Regions from separate parts of the Homo sapiens genome. Here regions 2, 3 and 4 are each linked to region 1. A link is a loop called in an ENCODE intact Hi-C map of the cell type or tissue named here. Cell type or tissue: mammary epithelial cell. All regions are shown on one strand. Region 1 has its middle 32 kb from the start of BCL10. Region 2 has its middle 33 kb from the start of CCN1. Region 3 holds the start of LOC107985057 (a long non-coding RNA gene). Region 4 overlaps COL24A1 (collagen type XXIV alpha 1 chain).

Evidence for each region. Hi-C counts contacts between places; a loop is a spot of excess contacts. Peaks named below come from ENCODE experiments on the same cell type or tissue, not always from the same donor. Only the 100,000 strongest peaks of a DNase experiment are listed, where the experiment ranks them.
Region 2: a loop joins it to region 1, with 7 times the contacts of the local background. A loop is called at or near these places in 4 of 110 quality-filtered maps.
Region 3: a loop joins it to region 1, with 12 times the contacts of the local background. A loop is called at or near these places in 2 of 110 quality-filtered maps.
Region 4: a loop joins it to region 1, with 26 times the contacts of the local background. A loop is called at or near these places in 32 of 110 quality-filtered maps.

What each region holds. Positions count from the first base shown.
Region 1 is chr1:85,304,254-85,312,253 of GRCh38, forward strand. No RefSeq gene overlaps it. Among named protein-coding and RNA genes, the nearest start is that of BCL10, 32 kb to the left of the region's middle. RefSeq lists an enhancer at 3,933-4,433. In mammary epithelial cell, a CTCF peak has its summit at 4,056 (motif pointing right); a DNase peak (open chromatin) is centred at 4,078; H3K27ac peaks cover 278 bases.
Region 2 is chr1:85,609,363-85,617,362 of GRCh38, forward strand. No RefSeq gene overlaps it. Among named protein-coding and RNA genes, the nearest start is that of CCN1, 33 kb to the left of the region's middle. In mammary epithelial cell, a CTCF peak has its summit at 3,890; a DNase peak (open chromatin) is centred at 2,739; H3K27ac peaks cover 2,529 bases.
Region 3 is chr1:85,625,721-85,633,720 of GRCh38, forward strand. It overlaps LOC112268231 (a long non-coding RNA gene), which reads left to right. Exons shown (of 2, transcript XR_002958331.2): 1 at 1-2,088; 2 at 2,401-4,002. LOC107985057 (a long non-coding RNA gene) reads right to left here and starts at 5,258. Exons shown (of 2, transcript XR_001738127.2): 1 at 3,870-5,258; 2 at 1-3,222. In mammary epithelial cell, a CTCF peak has its summit at 4,957; no DNase peak of the experiment used is centred here.
Region 4 is chr1:86,013,838-86,021,837 of GRCh38, forward strand. COL24A1 (collagen type XXIV alpha 1 chain) reads right to left here. Exons shown (of 60, transcript NM_152890.7): 19 at 3,314-3,367. Among named protein-coding and RNA genes, the nearest start is that of COL24A1, 140 kb to the right of the region's middle. RefSeq lists an enhancer at 2,577-2,766. In mammary epithelial cell, a CTCF peak has its summit at 4,647 (motif pointing left); no DNase peak of the experiment used is centred here; H3K27me3 peaks cover 337 bases.

The sequences.
Region 1 (8,000 bases):
TTCCCTCTCCCTCTAACTCCTTGTAAGTAACTTGCTTAGGGAGGGGCCCTTCTGAGGGGAGGGGGTGTCACCAAAAGAGAAATAAGATGTTGACAGCCAAGGCCAGGGACATCAAGGCCAGACCCACTTACTCTATAGATCTCTGCAGGCCCCCTCTTTACTTCAGCTGAGTGTGGATGAATAAAACCAAGCATGGTGACGCTGCTGAGACACTTCAGGTCTCATGGTCAGGAGGGACAGCATCTGTGGATGAGCACTTGAGGGAGGGTCTAAGTATACGCTGGCATCTCTGCCCACCAGGAACCATGATTTCATCTTCCTCATCTTTTTCCTCTTCCTGCTTCACTTCCTCACCTGCAGCCTCTCCAACATCACTGTAATCATTACAACTGTTAGAACTGTACCATTGAGCACCACCAGGGCCAGATATCCCACATGCATCTTCTGTTTTTAGCCCCGACTCCAATCCCAGGAGGTAGGTATTATTGTCTCTATCTTTTGAGAAACTGAAGCACAGAATGGTAAGGACCTACTTCATACTGTTGTTGTAAGGATTAAATGGGATAATTCACATAAAAACATCTGGCTCAGTGCCTGGCAAACAGAAAGTACTCAATAACTATATTAGCCTTTATTGCTGTAACAGAGAAGAAAACCAAGGTTTAGAGAGGAATGGAGATTTGTCAGTGTTGGCTCCAGAATTCACATAGAGGAGGGGTTTATCGTGGTGACGGGGTGGTGGGGGCACTGCTCAGGGAATTGCCTTGATGCTGTGTTTGCATGAAAAGCACACATATTAACTTAGATTGTGATAAAAAATACCAAAAAATTCTCATATGGTTATATTTATACTTTACATAAGTGTGAGAACTGTCCATCACGATAATGATTATTATCATCACTTGGGACAGCTTGGGAACTCATGGAGGTCACAGCTGTTTAACATCCCTCCAAGCTTCCCTTTGGTGCTACCACAGTAATGGGCCAAGCAAGTAAATGACAGAGCCAGGATTTGAGAGCAGCTCTGATTCTAGGTCCCACATCTTCATTGCTACCCAGTACGGTCTCTGTGAGCTGGCAGAAAACTTGGCTAACCAGAGGTTTGCTTTTCCCTCCCACCTGAGGAGCTGGGGGTTGCTGTGCTCCCTAAGCTTCTGTGAAAGCTCTGTACCTACCCAACAGCTTCTCTTCACTTGCCTGTGACTCTCCGTGGGGCCTTCGTTATTTTATTTTATTTTATTTTTTTGAGACAGAATCTCGCTCTGTCACCCAGGCTGGAGTGCAGTGGCGCGATCTTGGCTTACTGCAACGTCTGCCTCCAGGGTTCAAGCGATTCCTCTACCTCAGCCTCCCAAGTAGCTGGGACTACAGGCACGCACCACCACGCCTGGCTAATTTTTTGTATTTTAGTAGAGACGGGGTTTCACCATGTTGGCCAGGATGGTCTTGCTCTTCTGACCATATGATCTGCCCACCTCAGCCTCCCAAAGTGCTGGAATTACAGGCATGAACTACCGCACCTGGCCCATTGTTAATATTTTTACAAGCAAAACTGAGGCACAGAAACCCAAAAGGTAGATTTCTCTTTCTTGCATTTTCTGAGCAGCAGAGACTTTTTAGTAGGTAAGTACAATTAAGTCGAGCCGGATCTCTTCACTCTGCTCCAGATTGTTCTGGAAACCTGTCTCCCAGCATTAGGGCAGCTCTCCAGTCAGCCCAGCAGGCTTGCTAGGTGTGACAGAGTCCACCTAATCAGAACTTTTTTTTTCTTGTTTTTACCTCCAGTAGGAAGAAATCAGAACTTTCATCCTCCCCTGGAAGGGCCCAAGGTGCTGTCATAGTCTCCTGACAGACAGCAGTAATTGTACAGCCTTCCTGGCTTTCCCCCCAAGGAGTCCTATTGGTTTTGACAGTTTCTGGATAACTGTGGTGACAGGCAGCAAGATTGGAATTTTACAAAGGTTTCTCAAATCTGTTTGAAGAGAATATCAGGATACCAGTTTGTAAAAGCCTGTCTCTGATCCTGACCACAGGTAAGAGTAACTCTTAGTTAGCTCCAAATGAGAATCTGAGCCCGCCCCATCTCTGGGGAGACAGCTGGCTGGCTTCATTCTCTCCCTCACTGATGGGTCTATTCATCTCTGGGTCACCAAATATTTACTGAGCACCAACTATGTGTCAAACATCATACTTAGCACTGGGGATGCAGTGACCTACTTGGCTCCTAACTCTAGGAGCTCACTGTCCTCTATAAAGGACATAGATGTATAATGAGACAACTACTATATGGCTTGGTGCAATCTCGGCTCACTGCAACCTCCGCCTCCCGGATTCAAGTGATCCACCTGCCTCAGCCTCCCAACTAACTGAGATTACAAGTGTGCACCACCATGGCCGACTGCTTTTTGCATTTTTAGTAGAGACAGGGTTTCGCCATGTTGCTAGGCTGGTCTCGAACTCCTGACCTCAAGTGATCCACCTGCCTTGGCCTCCCAAAGTGCTGAGATTACAGGCATGAGCCACTGTGCCTGGCCTGTATTTTCTTTATATTGGACCCAGGTATGTGCATTTGTTCATTTGTCCATTTTTGCAGTTTTAAAACATCCTGAGCACTTACCATTTCCTGTGTTAGTTCTTGTGCTAGATACCAGGATCTTGTGCTAGAAAAGGCTGTTTCTGCCCTCAGCCTCTACTGTCTAGTGGGAGAGCAGCCTGGCACAAGCAACCAGAAGGTAGCGTGGCCGACAGGTGCTGCTACTGCCAACTGGGAGGGCAATTGCATGTGTGCACTTGACTGGGCCATGGGGTGCCCAGATACTTGATTAAGGTGATTTTGTGTGTGTCTATGAGGGTGTTTCTGGTTAAGATCACCTGTGAATGAGTGGACTGAGGAAAACAGAGCCCTCCCACTCCCAGTGTGAGTGGACTTTATTGTCTGTTGAAGGCCTGAATAGACTGAGAGGCTGAGTAAGGATGGATTTTCTTTCTCTGCCTGGCTGCCTTTGGGCTGAGACATTGGTCTTCCTCTGCAATCAGATTTGAACTGGAACTTACACCATCATCTCTCCTGGATCTGCAGTGTGTTGACGGCAGATCTGGGACTTGTCAACCTCTATAATCCCATGAGCCAATTCCTTATATTAAGTCATATATATTGCATATATAGTAATTCATATATATGAGATATATATTTTTTCTATTGGTTCTGGTTCTGTTTCTCTGGAGAACTCAGAGTAATACACTAAGCAATGGTGGGAGTCCGTGGGAGCCCTGAAATGTCTTGCGAATTGAACAAGAGTGCACTTGCAAATTCTTTACGCATTTGAAGCCTAGACTAGGGCAATGAGGACTGAGTAAGACTGCAGAAGGGTCTAGCTGGCCTCCTCCCCACCCCTCTCCTCTCTCCTCCTCTGTCCTCTGCTTCCCTCCCTTCCTTTCTCCTTCCCTCCTCTCCCCTCACTTCCCCTCGCTTCCCTTCCCTTGTCCTCCCCTCCCCATTGCCGTTCCTCCCTTTCTTCTCCCTTTCTCTCCCCTTGCCTTCCATGCCTACTGTAGGCTCTCATTATTCTTAGATTCTTTCTTTTCCCCTGAAACACCTGCTACCAGGTAAGGGTCAGATGAACGTATTTCACACTAAGATATAAATAACTAATTAGAGTGTTGCTACCCATACCTCAACCCTAGAGCTTGGTGATTTTTTTTTTTTCCAAAAAGGGAACAATCCCTTAGCTAAAGAGCCGCTGCTCCAGGGGAGGAAACGTAGGCTTGGGCCCAGAGATAGGTGGCAGCAGGGGTTTCTGGCCACGAAGCCTTCAGGCCTTCCCAGGTCCCAGCGTGTGTGGATCTTAAAACACCCCCTGCCAAGGGCTTTGATTCCAATTTTGGTTTCAGCTAATTGGTTTCAGCTGAGGTGGGAGAGGCCACGCCTCAGGATCTGCCTAGGCCAGGACTGGGAATGGGTCTCCCAGGTGACTCCGCGGGCCCATAGGCAGGCAGATCCTGGGAAGACGCCCTTTACTCAGTAAGGAGGGCCCAGGCGTCCAAAGCCCACCAGGGGGCAGCGGCGGCATTCTTAGCCCCACTTCTCCGCGCTCAAAGGCCGGCTGAGAAAACGCGAGTGACTACCCGAGGGCGCTGTTACTCCACAATTTTTCTGCAAAAGCTAAGGTCGGCAAACATGGATATTCGGATTTCCATTGTTTTTGAGGCTAAATCAAAAGATGCCTCTGGGGAAAAGGGGCAACATGCACTGTCGGATCGGCATTCATATGGAAAAACAGAGGTAGGAAACATTTTATACATTTTGAAGATACTTTGATGTGCAGTAATTTTGAAACTTTCGTAGGGCACCTGTTTTTCAATGGGCGGTGTAGAGTAATGCTGCCAAACACAGAGTTTGAGCCCTAGTACCACACCCACTAGCGGTGTGACTTTTCCTGGTGACTGAGTCTCTCTGGGCCTCAGTTTTGCATAGGGGACTTGTTCCGCCCCTCCTTGTCCTAGGTGTAAATGCTGCGTTGGTGTTGCACTCATAGGCTCACCTGGCCAAGGACCAGCTTCTGTCTATATTACTCTCAAACTTGCCACTTGGAGCATATTTCATTCTCATCCCCTTTGCCTTCACACTGCTATTCACCCCAGTTCAGAAGGGCAGAGCAATGGCCAAAATGTAAGACTGGGGTTGGGACTGTGAGAAGAAAGGAACAATTGCCAGTTAGCAAATTATTATAATGGCCACGTGGGCTCCAGGGCTGACATAATGAGGAGCTTGGTATGTGTGGTAATTACACACACTTGAGTTGAGTCTTAGGAAAACATATAAAAGAAACGTTATTTTCTTTTTTTCTAAAGGCTATGAAGGTAAGAAGCATTCCATAAGCAATTATTATGCAGCACTATTTCAAGGGTTGGGCTCTGTCAATGAGTTTTAACCACTAAAGAAAAGGAATTCTAATTGGGGGCGAAGGTAGTTTTAGGAATGGCAGCTTCGGAGTTTTGTACTGACAGGTGCTGGTGAAAAGCTGATTAATCCCATTCAATACTATAATAGGCTACATTTGTATAGCACTGCATAGAGTACCAAGTACTTTTATATAAATCCTCTCATTTGATGTTCCCAACCACCCTTTGAGATATGAAGAGGACAAAGAGAATTATTGCTGTCATTTTAAAAACCAGCTTTATTGAGATATAATTCATATACCAAACACTTCACCCATTTAAAATGTGCAATTCAATGATTTTATGCACGTTCACAGATATATGCAACGATAACCACATCAATTTTCATCACCACAAAAAGAACCCTCTACCCTTAGTTATCACTCCCTTTTCCTCCCTCTCCTCCCTCCTTGCACCCTCCCCTCCAAAGCAATCACTATTCTATTTTCTGTCTCTACAGATTTACTTATCCTGGACATTTCATATAATATGTGGTCTTTTGTGACTGGCTTCTTTCACTTAGCATAATGTTTTCAAGGTTTATTCATGTTGAAGCATGTTCAGTACTTCATTCCTTTTTACACCTGAATAATATCCCGTTGTATGGATATTTTTGTTCATCTCTTCATCAGTTGGCATCCATTTCATTTATCCATTCATTAGTTGGTATACACGGGTTGTTTGCACCCTTTGGTTATTTTAAATAATTGCTGTAAACATTCATGTACAAGCCTTGGTGGGGGCATATGCTTTCATTTCTCTTAGGTATATTCCAGGGAGTGGAATTGCTGGATCATATGGTAACTCAATGTGTAGGTGTTTGAGGAACTGCCAGAGTGTTTTCCACAGTGGCTACATTTGACATTCTCATTAGGAGGGTATGATTTCTCCACCTCCTTACCAATGTTTGCTATTACCTGACTCTGATTCTAGCCATTCTAGTGGGTATGACGTGATATCTCATTGTGATTTTGATGTGCACATCCCCGATGACTGATGATGTCAAACATCTTTCTCATGTGGCTGTTGGCCATTTGTATATCTTCTTTGGAAAAATGTCTCTGATCCTTTGCCTGTTTTCAAACTGTCTTTTCTATTATCAAGCTGTAAGAGTTCATTATGTATTTTAGATAGAAGTCCCTTATCAGATATATAATTTGCAAATGTTTTCTCTGGTTCAGTGGGTTATCTTTTCAGTTGTTTGTTTTTTAAGAGATGGGATCTCACTTTGTCACCCAGGCTGGAGTGCAATGGTGAGATCATAGCTTACTGCAGCCTCGAACTCCTGGGCTCAAGGGATCCTCCTGCCTCACCCTCCCGAGAAGCTGAGACTATAGGTGTGCACTACCGTGCCTGTCTTTCCTTTTCTTGACAGTGTCTTTTGAAGCACAAGTTTTAAATTTTGATGTTGTTCAATTTAGTTTTTCTTTTGTTGCTTGTGCTTTTGGTGTCATATGTAAGTGGCAATTCTGAGGTTATGAAAATTTATCACTAAGTTTTCTTCTGAGTTTTATATTTTAGCTCTTATATTTAGGTCTTTGATTCATTTTGAGTTACTTTTTGTATATGGTGTGAAGAAAGGATCCAACTTCATTCATTCTTTTGCTGGATATGTGGGTATCCAGTTGTCCCAGCAGCAGTTGAGAAGACTGTCCTTTCCCCTCTGAATAGTCGTGGTACCCTTGTTGAAAATCAGTTGACCATAGAGACATGGACTTATTTCTGGACTTTCAATTCTATTCCATTCATCTATATGTTTATCTTTACGCCAGTACTGCATGGTCTTGATTACTGTTGCTTTTAAAGTTTTGAAATTGGGAGTGCGAGTCCCCCAAGCTTATTCTTCTTTTCAATATTGTTTTGGCTATTTGAGGCCCCTTGTAATTCCATGTGAAATTTAGAATCAGCCTGTCAGTTTCTACAAAGCAGCCAGCTGGGATTCTAATTGGGCTTGCATTTAATCGGTTTATCAACTTGAGGAGTGTTGTCATCCTAACAATATTAAGTCTTCTAATACATGAACATAAGCAGTTTTTCCATCTATTTAGATATTTAACTTCTTTCAACAATGTTTTGTAATTATCGGAGAATAAGTTTTGGACTTTTACTAAATTTATTGCTAAGTGTTTTATTCTTTCGGATGCAATTATAAATGGAATTGTTTTCTTAATCTTATTTTTGGATTTGTTCACTGCAAATGTGTAGAAACACAATTTTTAATATATTGATCTTTTATCTTAAAATCTTGCTGAATTCTTTTTTTTTTTTTTTGAGATGAGGTCTCACTCTGTCACCCAGATTGGAGTGCAGTGGTGTGATCTCGGCTCACTGCAACCTCTGCCTCTTGGGCTGAAGCCATCCTCCCACCTCAGCCCCCCAAATAGCTTGGACCACAGGCGTGCGCCATCATGCCAGGCTAATTTTTTGTATTTTTAGTAGAGATGGGGTTTCACTATGTTGCCCAGGCTGGTCTCGAAACCTGAGCTCAGATGATCCGCTCACCTCGGCCTCCCAAAGTGCTGGGATTATAGGCGTGAGCCACCGTGCCCAGCCTCATTTATTAATTTTAATATATTTTTAGTGGATTTCTTAGGATTTTCCATATAGACAAGCATGTTAAATAGAGATAGTTTTACCTCTTCCTCTCTGATCTGGATGCCTACAATTTAGCCTTTACCTCCAAGGAATCTACCAATTTCCTCTCTATTGCCTTTCACCACAACCACAACTGTTTTTGAGAGCACACTTAGACTTGAACTTCACACTCTGTTGCAAATGAAGTCAGTTCTCTAGGGAGGGATTCAGAGCTCTTCCTTCCACGGCCTGATTGTGCCCCTGGGGAAAATCTCTGAGCCATCCTCTGCGGGATTGAGGGCAGGGAAAATATGGTTCACTTCTCTCTGAATGACAACCTTGTTTTTGTTTCTCAGTGCCAGGTAGAGAGGAGGCAACAGACTCAGGTCTTTTTGGTTTGCTTCTCTGGGTTAGAACTCCTGCCCCATGAGCCAAGGCAAGGACATTCAGGCTCCCTGTATCATATTGGTACCATGCTCTCAGAG
Region 2 (8,000 bases), 310 kb after region 1:
ATCCTCTTTTTTACTCACCCACAAGAGGCCTTCCAACTTGGCATCTCACATCATGATACCGCCTTTGTCTGGGAAGCTCTTCTCCTCTTTGCATGGCTCCCTCATGGCTGCTACAACCTTCTCGGAATTGTCAACTACTCAGAGAGGTCTCCTGTGACTTCTCTATTTAAACAACCCCACCACCATCACCATTCTCCACCCTGACACCACCAGTGTCTGCCCAACCCTTAGCACAATGTCCAGCACACAGTATTTGATCAATACATGACGGATGCGTGAGTACATTAGGTACGTGCGCATGCACACATATGCATGTATTCTCCCCACAAAGTATAAAGGGGATGGTATTACAGAGATAATTCTGTAATTTGCTTTCCTACTTCACAACATATAATAAAAAACAATAATGATAATATTTCTTAAGCACTTATGTTCCAAGGACTATTCTAAGCATTTTACATGTATTCTTTCATTTAATTCTTACAACAGCCCCTTAAGGTGGTACTAATACTACCCGACTTGCCAGATAAGGAAACAAAGAAATGGAGACATGGGGAGGTTAAAACACAGCTTGCAAGTGGTAGAGCCAATACATAAATTTACACTAATCGTAAAATGGCTGTTTAGCCTTAATTCACATATTAAAATATTTTGTGGCAAAATATACTCAACATAAAATTTATCTTTTTAATAATTTTTAAGTGTACAGCTTAGTGGCATCAAGTATATTCACATTGTTGTGCAACCATCACCACCATCCATCTCCAGAACTTTCTCATCATCCCAAACTGAAACTCAGTACCCATTAAACATTAACTCTCCATGCTCCCCTTCCTCCAGCCCCTGGCAATCACTATGTTATTTCCTGTCTCTATAAATTTGAGCACTGTAGGTCCCTCATAGAAGTAGAATAATATAGTATTTGTGCTTTTGGGATTGGTGATGGGTTTGTTGCACTTAGCAAGTCTTCCTTATTAATTAATTAATATCTAATGAATAATTTTATTGAGTAAAATATTTGAGTGCATGATACAAAATTCAAAAGGCATAGAATAAAAGAGCAAGTTCTCCTTCTACCTCTGTCTCTAGGTACCCCAGGGGCAACCACTCTTCCTAGTGTCCTTCCAAAGATGTTCTATGCATGTACAATTACATTATTTGTATGAGTCATATATGTATAATATATGTATAGCATACTATACATACTGTTTTGTTTCTTGCATTTCCCATTTAACTCTATACCTTGGAGATAGTTACATGTCAATGTACATGGAACTGCCCCTCAGTAAACATAATTTACATAATGTATCCAGCTGTACACTTATAGTATATTCACTTTGTATGTATGTTTCAACAGAAACATAATTTACAGTTCAAAACATAAATTATGTTTTTCTTGAAATATACATACAGAAAGTGAACAGCTGGATACATTTTCACAAACTGAACATACCCCTATAAACAGTACCCTGAAGAAGAAACATTACCAGCATTACTAGTTTCCCAAGTCTCTCATTTTTTATTCCAGACGTTACTCACTGTCACCAATGGTAACTACTCTCCTGACTTAACAGAATAGATTAGTTTTGCGTATTCCTGTAGTTTTGTTGTTGTGGTGGTTTGTTTGTCTGTTTGTTTGTTTTTTAGAGACAGGATCTTGCTCTGTTGCCCAGGCTGTAGTGGCACAATCATATCTCACTATAACCTCCAACTCCTGGGACTCCTGGGCTTAAGTGATCCTTCTGCCTCGGCCTCCCAAACTGCTGGCATTAAAGGTGTGAGACACTGCACCAAGCCCTGTTCATGTAGTTTTTATGAAAATAATCCTGCTGTATACACTCTTATGTTTGGCACATTTCACTCATCCTTACACCTATGAGATTCACCCACGTCGCTGACCTTCAGTTGATCCTTAACAACATCTTTGGATAGGTGAAGGCCCTTGCAGCTGTGGATGAGCCCAGCTGGCATGAGGTCTTACATGTCATACCCACCTTCTCTCAGTCTTGCCCTCACAACCTTTGAATTTCTATAAAGTGCTTTGTAAATGCCTTAAAGAGTCCACATGTATCCAAAATTCATCTCCAGATGTATCTAATGATGAAAACCAGCAGCCCGGAGCTGAGGTTTGTGTAAAGTTACATCAGAGTGAGGAGGGGGGAAGGAGCACAGCCTTCCCATTCTGATCAGTGTCTCTGTGGCCACAGCTCAATAAGACTTGCTTTTTGAGGCCTCATCCACTCAGCCCAGAACTCAAATCTCAAATTCCCCAAACATGAGGAATCATGACAAAGCACTGGTTTGCATTCTCTTGGCAAATGTTACTTTAAAAGTAGAGTCAAAACTACTTCCAAGTAAAGAGCAAAGCAGCTTTAACCAATATCAGCAAAGGGTCTAAGAAAAAAGATGTGGCTAATGTATTCCGTCTGTTTGTTTGCTTTCTTGTGCCCTAAGACTCAGGAGAAAATATCAGTTTGGGAAAGAAGTCATAACACATGGGGCAGGAACAAAATACCAACAGAGCGAAGTTGCACACGCTGTCCAACCTGGTGGCCTGCTTATGAATTTGAAATCCCAGACCTTCACATGAGTCCCCAGCCTCACCCCATCCCTAGCCTGGCACAGACAGGAATATCTATTTCCAGATATGAGCTGTTACATAGCAGAACCAATCTGTACATCCGTGTGGGGCCAATCGTCAGTGCTCTGATTGGCTCATCAGCCAACATGCAGGGCTGCATTCCTGTGGTTCACCCTTCCAGAAGGGCCTTTCCCAACACCACATGCTGCCTGTGCTGTGTCCAGCAGGAGAGGGGGAGGCAAATGATGTGTCTCATGGCACCACAGGCTCTGTTTTACCAGAATAATACTGTTCTTTGGCCCACTGCATCCGTTCTCCCCACATGGGCCTTTTCCTCACGTGGACCCTAAAAGACCACTTCTCTATTTACCTGCCAACCTGTAACAGATAATTATAGTGGCTGCCAGATATCCCTTCAAATTGGTCATGATCTCATTCGGTTATTCTAGCAGCAAAAAAGTTACAGAAAACCCAAGATAATATTAAAAAAAGAAAATCATCCCCTGGCTTTCACCTTTCTTGTGGCAGGCAAGAAAAGGTAGGAAGAATAAGCATAGGAAAAGAAAAGTAAGAGCTTGTGGGGCAAGTTGAAAACAAACCTTACCAAGTCCAGAAAGAATTTTCCATTTAAATGCTTTATAACAATTTTCTCTGATGAGTAGTAGAATGCTGAATAAGACATGTTACTTTTTAGTGACTTTTCAATCTGGCATCTATTGAAAGGTGTTTTATACCCACTGCAGCCAAGAGGAGAGGGTGCAGGGGAGATCACATACTCTCCCAGCAAGGCAGGGATAGAAAGCCCCTGTCACCAGGGGCTGCCGTTTCTCTGGCCCAGGAACCTGTGGAGGCTACTCCTGGATAACTACACACTGTTCAGCTGTATTGCATGCAATTATATCACATTCCTTCCTGGAAACTTCTCCAAAAAGAGAGCAGAGATGAGAAACACTCATAGAGAAAGCTTTCACTGGGGCACACAAGCTGAACTGGCAGGAATCTGAAGAAGGCAAAGCAATGGAATGTTAACCTCGAATGAGTGAACAGGAGATAAGAAAACATCAGCTGACAGAGCAAACACCCCGGAAATGTGACCTGCCTACCCTGGGAATGGCTAGAGCTCTTGAACTAGCCTTTAAATGGAAAGTTCTTCCTGACTCGGGTTTTGAAACCAAGACTGAGCAAAAGCCTCAGTCTTCATTCCTGAGATGAAGTTTAGAGTGCAAAAGATTTCGAATGCAAAAGATTTTGAGAGTTGGTTAGAGCCCGAGGACAAGCCTCTTGTGAACAGAAGTTCCAAGAGTCAACAGTAGCTGGCAGCAGACAACCTCTTCAGGCTGAAGGGTGGCAGAACCCAAGATGGCTAGTGCAGAAGACATCTGAGAGATGGCCCAAGGCTGTCCTTTGCTTTTCAAATGAGGAAAAGGTCCAGAAAGGGCTGTCTAAGGTCACATAGCTGGTTAATGACAGAGCTGGGAGTAGAGCCACATTGAGCTAAGTTGTATTCCTACATCTCTACCAATGTGTAACCCAAATCAAAATAATTGGGGGGCAGAAGAAAGGGGAAAAGTTATGGTCTTTGAAAGTCATTAGTAATCCTATCATTAGACACATAATTAATATCATTTGCCAAGATACTAATGTCTTAAATGTGAGAGGCAATGTCTATTGCACTAATGAGGTGACTGGTACCATGGCCATTTATGGCAGATATATTTTTTCAAATTTAAGACTTTAGCATACACATATACATATGGAGAGAGAAAGAGAGAGTTGATTTACATATATATTTCCCATCTAAACACACACCTTGACCATTTTGCCAGGAAAATAACCAAACAACTTCCATTGAGGTATACAAAGAATGATGACAAAGTTACGTGGCTTATAGTTTAAAAAGAAAGTTTAGGCTGTGTGCGGTGGCTCAGGCCTGTAATCCCAGCACTTTGGGAAGCCAAGGTGGGTGGATCACCTGAGGTTGGGAGTGTGAGACCAGCCTGACCAACATGGAGAAACCCTGTCTCTACTAAAAATACAAAATTAGCTGGGCGTGGTGGCACATGCCTGTAATCCCAGCTGCTCGGGAGACTGAGGCAGGAGAATCACTTGAACCCAGAAGGCAGAGGTTGCAGTGAGCTGAGATCGCACCACTGCACTCCAGCTTGGGCAACAAGAGCAAAACACAGTCTCAAAAAAAAAAAAAAAAAAAAAAAAGAAAGACAGTTTAAAAACAAAATTGCTTGGGTCCCTCCACCTTGCCTTTTCACTCTCTATTAGTTTTTAAAGAGTGGCTTGAGTCACAGTGAAGGTGGAGAAAAAGCAGAAGCAAAGACAGAAGCCCATTCAATCAGGACTACATATGCCCTCGCAGGTGAGGAACAGTTGGCCCAATTGTGAAGTCTCCAGGCTGGGGCAAGGAGGGAAGGCATGCCCAGGAAAAGCATGGGTGAGCTGGGATAGTTTCTATGCTTATTTCTGAAGGCCCATCAAGGAACCAAGAGAAACTAGAATGTCCTGTTGAGGGAGGATGCAGACTTTTTCCCTCATTGTTTCCTAATGTAGGTTAGAACACTGATGGTCTAGAACACTGAAAAAGATCTTTTGTATTCTATTCAAGATAGATGAATGACAGTACAGTCACAGCCAGTTAGAGCTAGAAGGACCTCATAAGTCACCTAGTCTGACATCTTCATTTTCCAGATCAAAAAATGGGGTGCAGATAGATCTAGCAACTTGATTAAGGTGGCCACAAGCTCTCAGAGTGTGTTTTGCCAACCTCTAGTGGGTATATTGGGGCTGGGGGGTGGGGTGCACAGACAGCAAGCACTCCAACAGGTCTGTAGATCTTTCAAAATGCAAGCCAAAATGCACAAAGGTGTGTGCAGAGTACCTCCCTGGTTGGTTTCATAAATTAACTTGAAAATTAAATTGTTACAATTATAATAATTATCCAGTCTTCCAAAAGTATTCATCTGGAGTGTAAGCACTTTAAACATGATCTTCTGTTCTCCTAAAGGTGCTGGAGCATGGGAAGGCTAGCCCGCTGCCAGCCACATGGAGTGGGAGGATCACGGAGCCTGAAGCTGAGAGGCCACAGCACTGCACCTGACATATATTACCAACTTGCCATGCAACTTCATCTCATTGACTCCGCATTCCCATTTTTTGGAGTGGATCACCTGCAGTTCCCTTGACAACTGAGTGTCTGTATTTTTCTGTATCGTCCAGTGTGATGACAACTGTCTACACAACCAAGTCTGGCCAGCACTGAACACACTCAGCTTCCCCACAGTGCTCCAAGTCTCAAAGCCCAAACTGCAGCCAAATCTTGGCAGTGTTGTCCTCTGGTCAGGCCAGAGCACCTTTCTGAAGGACCTTTCTGAACATTTTTAGACCATTCGATGAATGACCCTAAATTCTTGGCGCATAATTGGGACTGCTGCCATCACGCCAGAAACATTTATTAAGCACTTACTGTGTACAGTGCTCAAGACCTGCCATCTTGTTTCCATCTTGACAACAATGATGCACAGTAGGGGTTGTCATTCCCCGTTTCAGAGAAGAGTAAAGCTCAGCAGTGGCCCAGTAACTTGCCCAAGGCCACACAGCTACTGGGTGGCAGAACTGAATTAAACCCTCCACTTTTTGACTCTAACACCTTTGCCTCCCTCCTTAGGGCGCAGGCACACCCAGCCAGGCTGAGAGGCACTCAGGCACTCTCGAACTTCATGTTTGTCATGCATACATATGACTTCCTTCGACTTCTCTGCAAATTTCCACCATATGCATTTCCATAGCAACATTGCAACACAAACACGGTGTAATCTTTGTCCACTGCAGTACATAGCTTGAAAGGTTTTTTTGTTTTGTTTTGTTGTTTTGTTTTAAATAAAAAGGAGCTGCATATGTTTACAGCTGACCTAGATCCCATGGCAACAAATAACAGATATAAACTTGGGTTCTTTTCCTTTCCTTTCCTTTCTCTAAATCTTTTTATTCTTTTCTCTTGTATGGTAATAGTTTAGAACATCAAAAACTGGGTTGCACCATTTGCGATTAAGCAGGGCCCCTATTCGGTGACCGCTGCGCCGCCAGCCTGGCGCGGGCCTCCTGCAAGACAATGGCCACGACCTGACGCGCGAGCGCCAGCCCCAGCCCGGGAGTCACGCCGCTGGCGCTTGACGCACGCGGAGACCCGGGGGCCGTGCCCCAGCTTTGTGGAACCTGAGGGCGGCTCGGGTCAGGTCGGTCCCCGCGGGAGGACAGGCGCGACCCGTCCCTCAGGACCGACGGCGTGTGGCTGCGGGGGCATGGGGTGCCCCTCTCGGCCCGGTCGCTCCAGCGAGGGGACGCTGGTAAGTCCCACCCCTGCCATCGCCGCGGGCCTCCTGGGCACGCCCGGCCGCGGGCCCCAGATTACCCTCCCGGCGACCCTCCAGGCGGTATTGCTGTCAGACACATTTTACAAATGCAACCCTCCAGCCTAACGAAGGCCAGCACCTGGCCCACGCCCACAGGCTGGGAAGGGAGAGTGCAGGGATTAGAATCCAGCACTTTTTAAAGATTTTGTTTCACTCTACTTCCCGTGGCTCCTCGCCCCAAGGGCACTGTGGAACTATCTCTGCCCAGGATCACTTATCTGAAGCCGGTGTTATGCTTCCTTCCCGGGCAGTCCCTGGGTGCAGCTTCCGGACGGGCTAGCTTGGGAGGCATTCCTTTCCCTGGCTGATGCAGGAAGGTGGGTTTGTCTGTCTGTGGTCCCTGGTTCTCCCCTCTGATTCTCCCTCTTCCCAGAGCCCCAGCTTTTAAAGGCTTCATATTCCTGACAAATGGAGATCCACTGACATGAAGAAATTCTCAAGCAACTAGGCAACTGGGATTGTGCAGGGGCTTGCCCCTGATCCTATAGTAAAAGGTCCAGCCCTCACTAGCTGAAGGTGAGGAGGAATTTCATTGGGGAAATGTCATTCTTTGTTTCACTGTCATGAATCCAGTGAAACTTATTATCACCAGAAATGCCCCTTGGCTGCTTCCTCGCTGAAATTGTGCTGAGGTATCTGATGGCCCACTGAGGTAGTGGATAGGAGGTTGGACAGCCAAGTGGTGATAAGAAAACCTACCATTTCGGTAGTACTCACTCGGTGCCAGGTGCTCTGAGCAGCTCTCTATAACACTGCCTCCTCACAAACCCCAAAGGCAGGATTATTATACTATTATATAGTCATAATATTAATATGAATATGATACTATTAATAATAAATTTATTCTTGCTTACCACGTGAGGGATCCAAAGCTTGAAGAGGTCACCTATCCTGTCTAGATCCCACTTCCGACTCTAGAGCCTGTCCAGGAGTGATTTCCCCATAGAAGGGAAAGGGGGCTGCTCAGCAGAGAAACAGAAATAAGATTGTGCCAGGAG
Region 3 (8,000 bases), 320 kb after region 1:
ATATTAGGAAAATCAGTCATAATTGAACTCCCAAAGTCAAATTACATCTGATGTTTATTCTGGGATTCATATAATTGTTTTTGGCCAAAAGTATTGAAAGATGCCAGAACTATATTCTTTTTTTACTTTTGTTTCCTTTATTTCTTCTAAAAAAAAAAAAAACAACAAACTTAGGATACATGTGCAGAACATGTAGGTTTGTTACATAGGTATACGTGTGCCATGGTGGTTTGCTGCACCTATTGACCCGTCCTCTAAGTTCCCTCCCCTGACTCCCCACCCCCATACAGGCCCTGGTATGTGTTGGCCAGAACTATATTCTGTTGATTTTGTACCAAATTTATCACACTAGGAGTTGCAAGTAACAGAAAGAACTGTGACCAAACTATGGAAAAAGAAATTTATTAGGAGACTATTTGGAGTCCATTGTTGTGCTAATTAATGGGTGACTGGTCACCAGGAACCACTACCGCAGTCTCATAGCAGGCATGGTATGGCTGGTAGGTCACCTCCACACAGCAAATGTTTTAAGTTTCTTGGTCTCTGTGCTCAAGAGTTTAATTCTAGGGGGAAAGCATTTGATTGGCCTAATGTGGGCCTCAAGGGAAGGAAGGCTTTTAATGACAGCCCCCAAAGACTAAATCCAACGGGAAAGAGATCTTCCTTTAAAAGGAAATTGGGGTATTGTTAGGACGTGAAATGGATGCTGGTCAGAAAAAACAAAACAAACCAAACCAAATTATCCCTACACTAAACTTACCAATTGCCTTTTCTTCTCTTTACCTTGTAAACCTGTCAGTGCCCAGTCACTGTAGACAACCTCACCGGCAACATGCTGCCCACACCTAGAATAGGAGCCCATGGGGCAGAATAATGGAGACCGTCCCATTCCTTACAGTTTGTATAATGCTTGCTCAAGTATATTGAACTCTGCCAGTCCTGGAATCAAAACATTTTAGTCTTAGAACAAGAACTGAGAGGTTTTCATACTGACTTTCACTCATTCTCCATTCTCCTTAATTCTCCTCAAATGCATAGAAATCCTGTGTTTCATGTGTTCATTCATTCTTCTATGCAACCACTATTTATGGATGGCAACCCTGTGCTAGACATTGTTCTAGGTGCTGAGGAAACAAAAGTGAAGTGGAAAGACATATCTGCCCTGGTGAGGCTGGAAGGAGCAAGCAAGGCTGGAGTTGGACTTTAGATCTTATCTGAAATGCAATAGGAAGCCACTCAAAGCTTTTGGGCAGGCAAGAAACATGATCAGATCATATTTTTAGACACATTATGCAAACTGGTATATAGAGAATGGACTGCAAGGAGAAATGAACCAGGCCAAGAGGCCAGTCAGAGGACCAGTGTAGTAGCTAGATGAAAAAAAAAGATGGTAGCCTGGACTAGTTTGGTGGCCAAAGAGATAAAGAGATGTGGACAGAATGAAGAGATATTTCTGAGGCAAAATGAATGGGGTGGGGTAGGGGGAGTGGTGGTAGTACAGGAAAGAAAAGAGTCAAAGATAACTGATTTTTCTGGCATGAGTGACCAAGTAAATGGTGACTACAATGGGTAACCCAAGAGGCCTTGGCTAGAGGGCAAGCAGAGTAAAGGATGAATTACCTTTGGGTCAGTCTGAGCACATGTGCAATTCTCATGTCAAGTATGGAGTAGACTGTCTAAATCTGAAGCTCAGGAGAGAGATCCAGCATGTGAAGTCACCAGTGGCTACAAGGCCAAGGAGTTAGAAGACACTGCCCAAGGAGAGTACAGATTGAACAGAGAGGGATATCAACACTGGACTTACATATTTTAAATGAAGAAACTCCGGAATATTTTGCCTCAAAAACTGTGACTTCTGTATTCCACGGACCACTACATTAATTTTTCTCTTCTATTGCAGCTTTTTATAGTCTTCAACAACAACCAGTCCCTACATTTAAGAAGGTTAATAACTGAGACAGCCTTCCTGGTGGATCCATCATTTGGCCCAGCTTGTAGAAAGATTCCCAACTAGCTCTAATTAGTTCCATCTTATTTGGAGGCAGAGGTATTCCTCATCATACCCATATCCTCATATAAATTGTCCAGGTAAGTTGCCCACCTTTATTTCAAGGGCTTAGAGATATGCAGGGCCACTGGACCCAGGACTGCACAGGGTATGGGGTGGTGATGGTGGTAAGGTGGAGCTTACCTTTAAAGACAGCCCAGCCCTGACTGAGTCCCTTCTACTCTATTCCTTATTCCTCATGGCAGATTTAAGGACCCCACTCCCTCTACCCAGTCCTCTCTGGTCCTACTTGCCCCTCTCCTGGCTGTCTTCCTTACCCTAGGGCTAAATTATACAGTCATTGGATATGGAAAGATTGTACTTTGAGTCTTTATTTCTGTTCCCATCTGAAGTGCCCTAGGTACCAGGGAGAAAGAAGACGAAGAAGGACATATACCAGAAGCACATTAATAGGCTGCTGAAAAACTCTGCCACACTTTCAGATGACAGGTCACCTACAGATAAATGATTCAAGGATCAACCAAGTTCTGAAGTTTTTTTTTGTTTTTTTTTTTTGGGATAGAGTCTCACTGTGTCACCCAGGCTGGAGTGCAGTGGCGTGATCTCAGCTCACTGCAACCTCTGCCTCCCGAGTTCAAGTGATTCTCCTGCCTCAGCCTCCCAAGTAGCTGGGATTATAGGTGCCTGCCACCAGGCCTGGCTAATTATTTTTTGTATTTTTAGTAGAAACATAGTTTCACTATGTTGGCCAGGCTGGTCTTGAACTCCTGACCTTGTGATCCACCCGCCTCAGCCTCCCAAAGTGCTGGGATACAGGTGTGAGCCACCATGCCCGGCCAGTTCTTAATACTGCCAGGAGTGCTTTAGAAGGCTGGGAATATGGGGCGAAAGATTAGACACCCAAGCTGTTGAAAACCACACAGAGTTTCAGTAAATATATGCACAATTTGAAAAATATATTTGCAAAAATCTAGGTGTCTCCGGTCTAGTCCTTCCTATTAATCAAATAAATTACCGAGCTTCATGGCCCAGTCTATGATCCTAGTTCTGACCGCTGCTGCCCGTAAAGGCCTCAATGAATTCCTCTCTGAGCTTCCAGACTTCCTTGGCTGGTGACTTGTTCCTCTTGGGACAGCTTTTGCTTGAGCTGAGCAGCCTGGCCCCCAGCTGTGCAGGGCCCTCTCTCCGGTGAGAGGAAACGCTTTCAGCTTAGTCTGTTAACACAAACATTCAAAAGCAAACATTCAAAAGCCACAGATCATGTTCGCATAAATAAAATAGGATTGAGAAAAGCTTTGCCCCAAGAAACCAAAGGGGTGTTTAAAAAACAGCTCTTGCTTTCCAAGTAGGCAGGCAGCAAAGCCACAGCAATTCCAAAGGTTTGTGTGCTTGGTAGAGCTGGGTGGCTGCAGCCGCAGGCCTTTGAAGAGGAAATGCCATCCCTGGTACAGGCAGGCGGCCAACCCATGAGTCCTGAAAGTACCAGAGAGAAGCAGAAAGCAGGGGAGCACAGTTAGGAAGTGAAAAGGGAGAGGAAGGCACCAAGGAGATAAATGAGGAGACTCTTCTTATCTAGAGTTCCCACCCCAGACCTAAGAGCTACAGGACAGAGGAACTCACTGTGCCTGACAGAGCTGGGGCCTGGTGAGTCCTAGGTGGCGGGCACAGCCCAGAGTGACTAAGGCTGTGAGGAGGGGTGTGCGCCGTCACTGAGGGGTGGAGAGGGGTGGTGGTGTCTGGGCTGGGAGATGCCTTTGCTTTGAAAGCTTTGGAGGAAATTAACTTTACAAGGTGCCTCCCTGTCTCCCAGAGTTATTAAAAGAAAGGAGGGAGCAAAGAAGAAATGGAAAAATGGTAATACCTCAGGAAGGGCTGTGTGATCCCAACTGGAGGAAATGGGAGGCAGATGAAGTGACGAATGTGCAACCTCTCCTAAGGGAGGAAGAGCTCTGAATGTGACCTTGTGCAAATGGAAAAAAAAAAAAACAAACAAACAAAAACACACACAAATCCAACAAGAGCCAGTGTGACTAACGAGAAAACACACACACATGCAAACACACACACATACAGCCCTTTGAAGATCTAGAAATGAGTGACTAATTAAATAGCCTAAAAACCTCCAAGTGCATAAAGTTTCTGTCAGTACTCCTGTTTCAATAAAGCAGCAGTGAAAGCCCATAGAATGGCAGGAGTGGATGAGTTACTATAAATCATGGGGTCACCAGAAGGTATAAATCTGGGAGTCTTTGAGAGTCATTATAGTTTGGGCTCATAGATAGATATCTAGGCATTGATTGCTCTTTCACCGATAAAGAAAACAAAGTACTGGATCTAAAAATTCTTCTAAAAAAAGAGAATTCAACTGAAGCTACATATTTCATGGAGCATGAAGCCAGCTGTTTTCCTGCATGTTAAAAAATAAGTATTTAATTAAAAAAAAAAAGACCTCTTGCCTGACCATAACCAGATCAGGCAAGGCCACCTTGCCTATGAAGGCTAGAGTGTCCGTTATGACCTTGCATGTGTTGGTTTGCGCAGTTTCTGTTCTGAGGTATGTCAGTGAGGATACTCAGTGGTGTTGTCAGGACAAGGTTAGGACACTGTATTTAAAAGTTGAATAATTTCCTAAATATCTTTTAATCTCTCCTTGATCCATATTAAGCTCACTAATATTTTCAGTCTATATCAATCTCTTGAGTACTAGGTTCCATAAGGTTACTGCTTCATTCACTTTCTACATTTTTGTGTATCCTGAAGTTACTTTAGCTACATTTCTAGAGAAGCCCTCATGCTCTACCATTCTCAGATTTAATAAATTGGCTGATAGAAACAAGATCCCCCCAAAAATCTCAACAGACTGGAATGATAAAAAGGATTAAGAATAAATTAGGAATTTTGAACTGAGGTTCAGTAATCAGCCAGTTAACTATGGAATGATGGTAAAAAAAAGATGGATGCTGCCACTTAATGGTCAACCATGGGATGTGGTGATCTCAGGCTGCTTTAATGGAAACATAAGGTCCAGGACAAATGGTGGATAGCGCCAGCTTAATTCTACCTTTCAAATATATTAAGTTATGTTCCAGACACAAAGCTTTAAACGGTACAAGGACATTTGAATATTACATCAAAAAAGAATGATGAGAACATGAAGTGATTAAAAACCATAGTCCAGGCCGGACGCAGTGGCTCACGCCTGTAATCCCAGTACTTTGGGAGGCCGAGGTAGGCAGATCACAAGATCAGGAGTTCGAGACCAGCCTGGCCAACATAGTGAAACCCCATCTCTACTAAAAATACAAAAATTAGCCGGGTGTGGTGGTGCACACCTGTAGTTCCAGCTTCTCGGGAGGCCGAGGCAGGGGAATCGCTTGAACCTGGGGGGCGGAGGTTGCAGTGAGCCAAGATCGTGCCACTGCTCTCCAGCTTGGGCAACAGAGTGAGACATTGTCTCAAAACAACAACAAACAACAACAAAAACCAATCAAACAAAAAAAAAAAACCGAGTCCATGAAAATAGACTGTATGTCTGTGTGCGTGTGTGTGTGTTTCTGTAGGGAGAGGTGGAGAGGGTAGAGTAACTGTCTTGACACATTTGAAGGTGAGGAGTGGCTTCAGTGGGAAGAACTAGAAACAAATGAAAAGAAATTTCAAGGAACTCAGTATAAGGGGAAACTTTTCTAACTATCAGAACTGCCAGAATGGAATGTACTGCCTCAAATGATAAGTTTCCCATCACTGCGGGTATTGAAGTAGAGGCTGGATAACCACTTGAGAGAGATGCTTTGGAGAGAATTGTGACACTGAAGTCGTGGAAGGGTGGGGAGGTGACTTCATGATCTCTAGGGTCCCTTCCAGTTACAAGATTCCATATTTAATATCCTCACCCTTCATTCACCAACTGGGCAATCCCTAAAAAAGCCATTTATCTCTTTAAGCTTTAATATTCTTTTCAATAAAAACATTACCTGCGCCTTCACAGGTTTGATCCTTTCAATGAAAGTCAAAACCTGTGACTTCACAGGTTTGATGTGAAATACTAGTTATATTCTTCTAGGACTCATAATAATAATGTTTATTAAAATAAAAAATGTTAATGAAACACCTAAAAATCAATTTGCCTGTCTCCTGACGCACATTGCGAGGCCCTGACTAATTGATCTTTATGGTTCTTTTGGTTCTAAAAGTCTACAGATCCTGTGGTTCTGCAGATTTCAATTATAGAAGACAGGACTTTGGAAAACATGAAAAGACCACTTAAAAGAGGTGCTCATTTGAATTTCCTCACATCATCTATATCACGTGGGAAACTTTGTTGTTGTTGCAAATGAGAGAAGAGCATTCCAGAATGACTACAAAATACGAGCAAAATGTTGTTATTAGGATCCATCTCTCAGCTCTGCTTCTAGGTTGATTTTCAGGCTAGCTCTCCCTGTGGCACCAAAAATGATTACAGTAGTTCTAAAGCTCACGTCCCTCCATATAAGTAAGCCCAATGAAGAAGAGAAGGTTGAGTTCTAGCATTTCTAGCAAAAATCTAAAAGCTCTCTTTGGTATGGATTTACATTTCCACCCCTGAATCCATTACTGTGGCTAAGAAGACAGAAATGGAAAGGGGGGTATCAATCCAACCAAACAATATAGTTGAGAATGAGTGGAAGTGGTTCTCAAAAGAAATTTTGAATACCAGATAGAAGGAGCAGGCAGTGGTGAACAACAGTCTAGCCTTTGGCTGCCTAACATCAATCTATAACTTCCACACATACAACAGTCATATTCCTTCCCCAAAGGGAAATAATATGAAATCTCATCTGGTTACTGAAGCTAGATCCAAGTCCAGTATTTCTATGTTGATGTGTAAATCATGTCAAGTGATTCTTTGTCGTTCAGTGATATGTGGGTAAATAATTTTAACCACACCCTATATATAATAAGAGAGAGAAGACAGAATTGCAATAAAAATTCCTAATTGCAAAGAGAAGAATGTGAAACATCCAATGGCCATCAGTCCTTGTACATACTACAGTCTTTGTGGACATAAATGGCCAAGACTTGCGTTTTGCAGTGACATGAAGAACTGGGGCTGTCTTGCTTTCACTCTCCTAGAGGATCTCCCTTGTCTACTATTATTTCTGTGTGAGAGCCTCTTCAGAGGGCTGCACGGCTTCAGCAGCCCGCTGCTTGTTGGTGTAAATAGAGGTATATGTATGATGGGGGCTAGGACTCTGAGGACTGATTTAGGGGTTGGGCAATCATGGAGTATTGTTTTCAGAGTTGGGGGTTTCTCCGTGACAGAAATCCCTCATGATTTTAGTTGGCTCCCATCTATATGTTTCTGGTTGTGATGGTTAATTTTATGTATCAACTTGACTAGGCCACAAGGTGCCCAAATATTTGGTCAAGCATTATTCTGCGGTTTCTGTGAGAGTACTTTTGGAAGATATTAGGATTTAAATTGGAAGACTGAGTGAAGCAGACTGCCTTCCCTAACATAGGTGGGCCTCATTCAAACAGTTCAAGATCCATATAGAACAAAAATGCAGACCATCTCTCAAGTGAGAGGATTCTTCCTTCCTGACAGTCTTTGAACAGAAACATCAGCTCTCAAGGGTCTCCAGCTTGCCAATAAACCCTCATCTTGGGACGTGGTAGCCTCCATAATTGTATGAGCCAATTCCTTATAATCAATCTCTTTCTCTCCATATATATAAATCTTATTGGTTCTGTTTTTCTGGAGAACCCCAACCAACACTGGTCAATTTGACGGGTTGGTAATAAAAGTTAGAGATCTACTTGATTTTATTTTAAAATTATTATCTACAATACAGGTTTCAGATGGCTATTAATTAATGGCTCCATAGTGGCCTCTGTTTCAGGTCAATACAAAACAAAAAGCTGGAGAGGGGAGGAACAGCTGCTTTCCCTTTGCTGGAAGGCTACAGGCCAGCTGCATCTTTTCAAGGGGCATGGATGTCCCATTTGACAGGGT
Region 4 (8,000 bases), 710 kb after region 1:
AAAAACATAAACAAAAACAAACAAAAAACCTTATCCAAAAATTACCTTAACCAACAACTCAGAAATTATTTTATTAGTCCGCAGTCACTCTCTCACTTACTTTTCAAAGAACTCCTGCAGCTCCTTTCTCCTGCACAGTCCCCTTACTCTTGAGATTTAGTTTCAAGACTAAGAAAACAGAGACTATCCTATCTGACCTCTTTCAACTTCTTTCTTCTTTTGAAACAAATCCCTACAGTTATGCTGTGTATAACTCATTTATTTTTTACCTTCCTTGCTTTCAAGAGAAATGAATTTGTATATAAGTTGTCCTCTAAATGTTGCTTCAGCTGCAACACTCAAGTTTTTATACTGATTCGTTCTCATTCACTTCTAAATATTTTCTAATTTCCATTGTGATATTTCTTCTCTCCAGACCATAAGTTACTAAGGAATGTATTTTTCAGTTACCAAAATTTATTTTACTGACTTTTTATTATCAACTTAAAACTTAACTGCACTGTAGACAAAGACTGTAGACTTCTAGGGGTGAGTTTCCAGGTGTAGTATTTTTAAACTTTGTTTTAATTCATCTGTTACATTGCTTCATCTAATACCTTTATGCAGATGATTATATAAATATGTATCTCTAGTCTACTTTTCTGAGCTTTAGGCCTACAGTTTTAAGACTCTTATTAGACTAATTTTCTATTTCTCCTAAAGGCCTTTGAACCCTAACAGATTCAAAGCCAAAACATTATTTCCTGCCACTCTGAATCTCTTCCTTCTCCTCCTCCTCCTTTTCCTATTTTCTATTTTTGGAATGATGATCCACATTCTACCCAACTTTTCAAGCAAAAAGTGTTCAAATTGCCTTTTATTCCTCTCTCTTACAATTGGAATGAACTGTTTTATGTATTGTGAATTATATTTTCTAGTTCTCTCTTTAAGCTATCCTTTCCTTTCTATTGTCACAGGACCTCATCATCAATCCCCTGCTCTGCTGCACCATCCTTCTAAATAACCTTTAGTTCATCTCCTTGGCACTCCTCCTTCCCTTCTTCTCTTTTATCCTTCCCCCTGCTGCTTTGCATAAAGCACAACTCTGATAATTCCTTTCTCTTGCTTAAATATCTTTGGTTAACGCATACAGGATAAAGTCTGAATTTAGCACAATGCATAAGACCCTTTACCTGAGTAAAATTCATCCACTATACAAGCAGAAAGTTTTCAGGCTTGGTTTGCTACCAAATATACTATTTAAAATTCTTGGACCTGCAAGTTTATTAAAAGCCTAATGTTGACAAGGATTTGGATAAAAGTGTTGTCTCACATATAGTTGCCTATGTACTATATTTTTATGATCAAGAAAAAGTTATGCTCCTTGAATTAGGCCCCATTTCCCAAAACAATCTAGCATCAGTTCTTGACAGAGTACAGGTTACATTTTTAGCCCCATGAAAAAACTTAATACAGGTGAAGAGGAAGGATTGGTACTCTGAAAATGCTGGGGCTCAGGACCTTATATTAGTGGTGCTAAAATCAGAGATAATGAGATAATGTTTTCAGTGTTGATGGATATTATGAAATTTTAAAGGGAAGAGAGAAATAAATAAACATCTTTAGAAGACCAAGTAGTAAGTGAAAACATGGCGCATGCATCCTTTAACCAAGCTTTATGAGAAAGAAGAAAAATGACTCAAAACCATACTTATAGCAAGGAGGTAACATAGCCATTTCTAGTGTACATATCACCTGTAACTGCAGTAATAATAGGACAATACAGTCATAATAATAACCTTTAAAGATAATGAAAATTAAAATAGATTCTGTATCCTCAGTATGACAAGGCAGTAAATACTATTCATTCCAGGAAAGCTTTCATTAAAAATGATTAAAATAAAAATTGTAGGCTCATATGGAGAAGCTTATACTAATCTGAAGTTTTAATTACTCAATTTCCTTCCTATCAGAATGCTGAGATCAATATACTACTGTATTTTACTTCCTATTACCTCTCTATTGGTAAAACTAGCTACAATGAAGTTTTGAAGACTCTACTTTTTCTTTTTTTTTTTTTTTTTTGGAGACGGGGTCTCATTTTGTCACCCAGGCTGAAGTGCAGTGGTGCCACCCCAGGCTCAAGTGATCATCCTACCTCAGCCTCCCGAGTAGCTGGGACTACAGGTGTGAGCCACCATGCCTGGCTAACTTTTAAAACATTTTTTCTTTTTTTTTTTTAGCAACAGGGTCTCACTATGTTGCTAGGGCTGGTCTAGAACTCCTGGACTCAAGGCGATCCTCTCACATCAGCCTCCCAAAGTGCTGGGATTGCACCATGCCCAGCCTGCTTTTTAGATTTTTGAACTGTCAATACCCAATGTGTTTTGAAATCATACAGTAAGTAAGAATAGGCATTTTCTAAAGAAATCAGCCAACCTTGAAGGACAGCTGTGAAGTAAGAAGTAGATCTTATGGTTTACAAAGAGAGGGAGACAGCATCAGTACAGCAGTAGTCTTAGAAACTCTGCCTACTACTCTGACACTATGACATTATTGCTCTAACTTATTTATTCTGATGCCAATTATTTTCTCAGCCTTCTGCTGAATCTATGACTCTAAATTAAATATGTATGTACACTGATATGTGTGTGCTTGCGTGTATGTGTGTGTGTGTAGGCACACACAGGCACACACATATCAATATGGGCATATATTTTTGAAACTAGAGTGAGCTTCAGAAGTTTCATCTCCATGTAGTATATCTTTGACTCATAGGTCTGACTCATAGTAGGATTTTTTAAAATCCAAATGTTTTATCTCAGAAGCTTATGTTCTATATAGACTTTTAGAAAAGAAGGCCACTGTATATCAACCATTAAACCAAAGTCAAAAATTTTAAAGTATATACAAACAAATTTGATATATGTACTACAGACTTAATTGTATTTATTTTAGAATACTGTATGAGATTTAAATGATATATGGATATAGCAATAATTGGAAACATTTTGCATTAATAATTCAGTGGAGTTTCTTTCCTGAAATTTGGTTCCAAGCCTCAAGTACTTGTTATTAATAGCTGTGCAGAACAAATAAATCAGCTGTGATCCTAATCAGTGTGAAAATGTGGCTAATGCACTTTTCTGTTTCCCTAGGATCCCTGTTGCATACCTCGTGACATAACAGAAAAAATGTAGTCCAAACTATTTACGGAGATCTAAACTTTAAAGAGGATCTTTCTTAAGCTTGCTATGTTGAAACATGTTTTATCAAACAAGTTTAATTTCCACCATTTTGTTTCAAATTTATTAACTTTCCACCAATATTTTACCTCTGGTCCTGGAGGGCCAGATGGTCCTTGGAGTCCTGGGTCACCTGTTTGGCCCTAAAATGGGGGGGGAGGATCAAAGTATAAACATAAACTTAATAAACACAATTAAAAGAAGAAACAGGCATATGGTAAACAAATAGCAGTCAGTCATTATATTATCATGTCAAACAAGGTTGTAATGACTTTTTAGAAAAATTTGTAACCATCATTACTGTAAAAGTTTTTAAATAAGATGTTTATGGGTTTAATATACATTCACTCAAGTGTTAAGTGATACAAACAAATTAATGAGTCAAGTGCTCAAATCAAGAAAAGAATTGTATGTTTATATGTGTTTCACAGAGATAAGACAATAAAGCTGGACTCAACAAGATAGGGAATTCTAGAGGAGAAACTGCTTTTATAAATAACCACAGTCCCAGGGCTGTCTCTGAAAATTCCTCTCTCCTTTGATACTGTAAGTGGCCTGAATTAGTAATTAAGACTCACCTGGATTGAAATCCTTGTTGCTTAATCTCTCTAAGCCTCAGTTTTCTCATCAATAAAATAGAAATAATAATTATAGTACTAACATTCTCAAAGAGTCATTGGAGAGTTAAATTAGATAATATATGTAAAGTGCTAAGCACAATGTCTGACATATGAAGTACTCATTAAATGTCAACCAATTTTACAATCATTATTCCTTCTCTTCACACCCTTTCTGCTTTCCTGGCTCACACATAGAATTCCTAGACTGTTTTCATCCTTTAATTGAAGTTTTAAGGATTCAGTTTCAGTATCTCTGAAGCTAGTTTCTGACATTCATGATAAAGATGTGAAATCAGGGTTAAAGGAGAAAGTGACAGGAAAGAGAAGTAGGTATAAAGCCTGAAACTAGAGAAGGCTAGCAATGCTCTCGAGAGATGAAAGTTTGGAAAGGGAGGACAGTAGTCTGATATATCCATTTTCATAAGAAAAACTATTGCATTCATTATTTCTGTCATATTAAGTTTCTATATGAGCTTCAAATTTAATTTAAATAAGCCTCAGATCACCTAAACTTGCAAGTTACAATACGGGATTGCCCATTTTCCAAAACCTAAAGCACAGTTTCCAATATGCACTTAATTCATTCTCAGTGCTGAGGTATCTGGACATAAAACAGGACACCATAAACTACTGCAATCAAATCCAGAGAAAGGCAGTGAAATATTATGGAAAGGCTCATTTAAGTTTCCCTTTCCAAATAAACAAAAACAAAATCTGTGATCCATCAGAATCAGTATACTGAAGTTCTTAAAATGACAAGCATCTCTCTTTAAAGAGATAGAGAAAGGGGCGAGGGGCTCTCATTGGAGCCCTCTAGTGGCAAAATCCAACCACAAAGCTAAATTTCTAAGCAGTGAGGATAAAATAGCAATACCCTAGGGCTTTGTTTTCAGAAAAGCTGATTGACAATCACATATTTAAAAACAGAAATTGTGTAATGATTTTATTTGATCTTCAGAATAATTCTTTGTTTTGTAAAATTTTGATTGCAAATTTCCTATGAATGTCAATTTTTCTTTATAAAAGCTGACATTTTAAGTAACTTATAGATAACTAATATTAAATAAACCTCTACAAATGACAAAAATCCCTAGCTAAAAAATGGATAGGGCATAACAATTGTGTTTGTTTTCTTGGTCTAAAGGAAAGTGTATTTACGAACAACCTCAGAGTGGTAGTTTTCTCTATTTTTTTTTAAAATACTTGTAGAGCAAAAGCTTCCCTATTCAAGAACTGTAACAACTTTCCAAATCAGGACATTCCTTCTTATATCTTGAAAATATTATTTCATGTTACAACTTAGATCTACTTGGAAACAATATTAGTTAGTAACACCAACCTCTTAGGTAACAGAAAATTAAAAGTAGGATCTATAAAATAGGGAAGACATCCTTATGATGTTGGCATTCTTTCCACGACAGTAAACAAACATTTTAGATAGGCATTAACTTATATAATTGAATGTGGGAGTTTGTTTCTTAATATAATAACTGATTCTGCATAAGCAACTTTTCATCAAACAAGTGTCTCCTTCTATAAGAAGGAAAGGTTTCCTGGTCAAACACCTACAGTTTTTCTATTAATAATATATACAGCCAGGTGCAGTGGCTCACACCTATAATCCCACATTCTAGGAGGCCGAGGTAAGAGGATTGCTTGAGGCCAGGAGTTTAAGACTAACCTGGGCAACAAAGCAAGACCTGGTTTCTACAATTTTTTTTTTTTTTAATTAGCTGGGTATGGTGGTGGACCTGCAGTCCTTGCTACTTGAGAGGCTGAGGTGGAAGGACCACTTGACCCCAAGAGTTGGAGACTGCAGTGAGCTGTGATGGCACCATTACACTCTATCCTGAGCAACAGAGGGAGGCCCTGTCTCTAAAAATTTTTTTTTTAATTAAAACAAAAAGATACAAACAAGTAATAAATACAACAAGAGACAAAATACAAGGCTATCTCACTAATTTTAATTCATGAATGCTTATCTTATCTTCGGCCCAAAGTAGTTTTCAAAAGTTTGATAAAACAAATAAAAAAAAATCAATTATCTCCCTACCAAAGTAATTCCTGCTGACATTAATTTTCTTTATTAGAACAGTACAGAAAGGTGTAAAATGAGTAAGTAAAAGCCTCACTCTCACTGTCTCTTGCTCCCTGCCCTAAAAGAACATCATTAGCATTTATTGTGACTTCTTTCAGGAAAAAAATACTAAGGGCTTTAAGATAATGTGTTAAAGGTGAAACAGGCTCTCTGCCTTTTCTTTAGCTTACACTAGGAGGAATATTAGTAAGTACTATGTCTAAAAGAGAAAAACATCATAATCACAGGACTATAAGGAACCTTACATATGATATGGCCTAAACTTTCTTTTTTCATTCTTTCTTTTTTTTTTTTTTTTTTTTTTTTGAGATGGAGTCTCACTCTGTCGCTCAAGCTGGAGTCCAGTGGCGCAATCTTGACTTACTGCAACCTCTGCCTTCTGGATTCAAGCGATTCTCCTGCCTCAGCCTCCTGAGGAGCTGGGACTACAGGTGCCTGCCACTATGCCTGGGTAATTTTTGTATTTTTAGTAGAGACAGGGTTTCACCATGTTGGTCAGGGTGGTCTCGAACTCCTGACCTCGTGATCCACCCACCTCAGCTGCCCAAAGTGCTGGGATTACAGGCGTGAGCCACCGCACGTGGCCCTAACTTTCATTTTAAACATGAGAAGCTGGTACCATGGTGGTTAAATACCCAAGGTGATAGCCAGTAGGTTAAGTGCCAGAGCTGGGACCAGAATCCAGGTCTTTGTCTCTCTAGCCAATGATTTTTTTACTCCCATCAACATGTTATAAATATAAATTTAATCAAAGAGTAAGGAACACTAAAATGGTTTGCCTTGTGTAAGCACGATACTTGACTCTAGTTTTCTCAAAAAATTAATTGTAAAGCACAAAAAAATACTTATATTATTTATTAGTTAATAGTGCCCTTAGAGCATGTATTGTATCATTTCATCCTATTTGGTCAAGCGCTAGAAAAATGTCACATTATTTAAAAAAAAGAATATGTAAAAAGTATCTTATTTTGCCAATCACTGCAAATATCAGAGAGTCTTTATATGGTTTAGAACCATCCTTGAAAAACAGAAGTTGTTTGTTAGCTTCATGACCTAGTCTCATGATCCAATTTATGCACTCTAGAGTTTCTGAGATTCAACTCAAGGGTACAAGGGAGGGTACACGGCTTATTAGGTTAAGCCCTTATGGCAATAAGCCCAGGGCAAAGAACTAGTATAAGCAAAGGTCACCACTAACATTTCATCGAATAGATGCCAAAAATTGTTCTTTGGGTTAAATAATTCCTAAGAGATGTATATAAAATACTGTCACTGTTAGAAGTCACAAAGAATGGGGTAAAGTTCTGTAATTTAATACTGCTTCCTGAGATTAAAAAAATAAATAATCCTGAGATGGAAGGGTAGAGTTAGAGGGAACACAATGAACTGCTCAGGAACATAACACAATTATTTTTTAATGTATATTTTAATGTGACATTAATAAATTATAATCCTATATGTATTTTTTGTATGTATAATCATCTCTACCTTTTTCATAGAATTGAATCCTATATCTAATTTTTTCTATCTGTAATCACCTTTACCTTCACAGAGTTGTAATCAATATTAAACTCCTAAAACCATCTTAAAATATTAAACCCTAAAACAGTATGGCACAGTAGCTAAACGCATGAGCTCTGACATACCTGATTGCCTAGGTTTTTCTGAATGGTCACCTACTAAGTAGGTGGCCACCCAGGTGACCTTAGATGTTTTCTAACACTGTGTCTCAATTTTCTTAATATAAAAAATAGGAATAATAATAGTACCAACTTTGTAGGATTGTTGTGAAGATTAATTTAGATGTATAGTCCTTAGAATACTGCCTGGTATTGTGTAGATACTCAGCAAATGTTAGCTATAATAATTATGATTTTTAATATTTAGAAATATATTTTCTCAAGTTTTAACCATTTTATTTAAATAGCTTTAATTATTAAGTAATTTTAGATTTATAATTTTTTGAGTTTTATGTTAACAGCAATATAAGGTATCTTTTTCTTTCGTCTAATTGATGTCCAAGGGTCAGGAAAAAAAATAAGGATTTAGAATATTTTG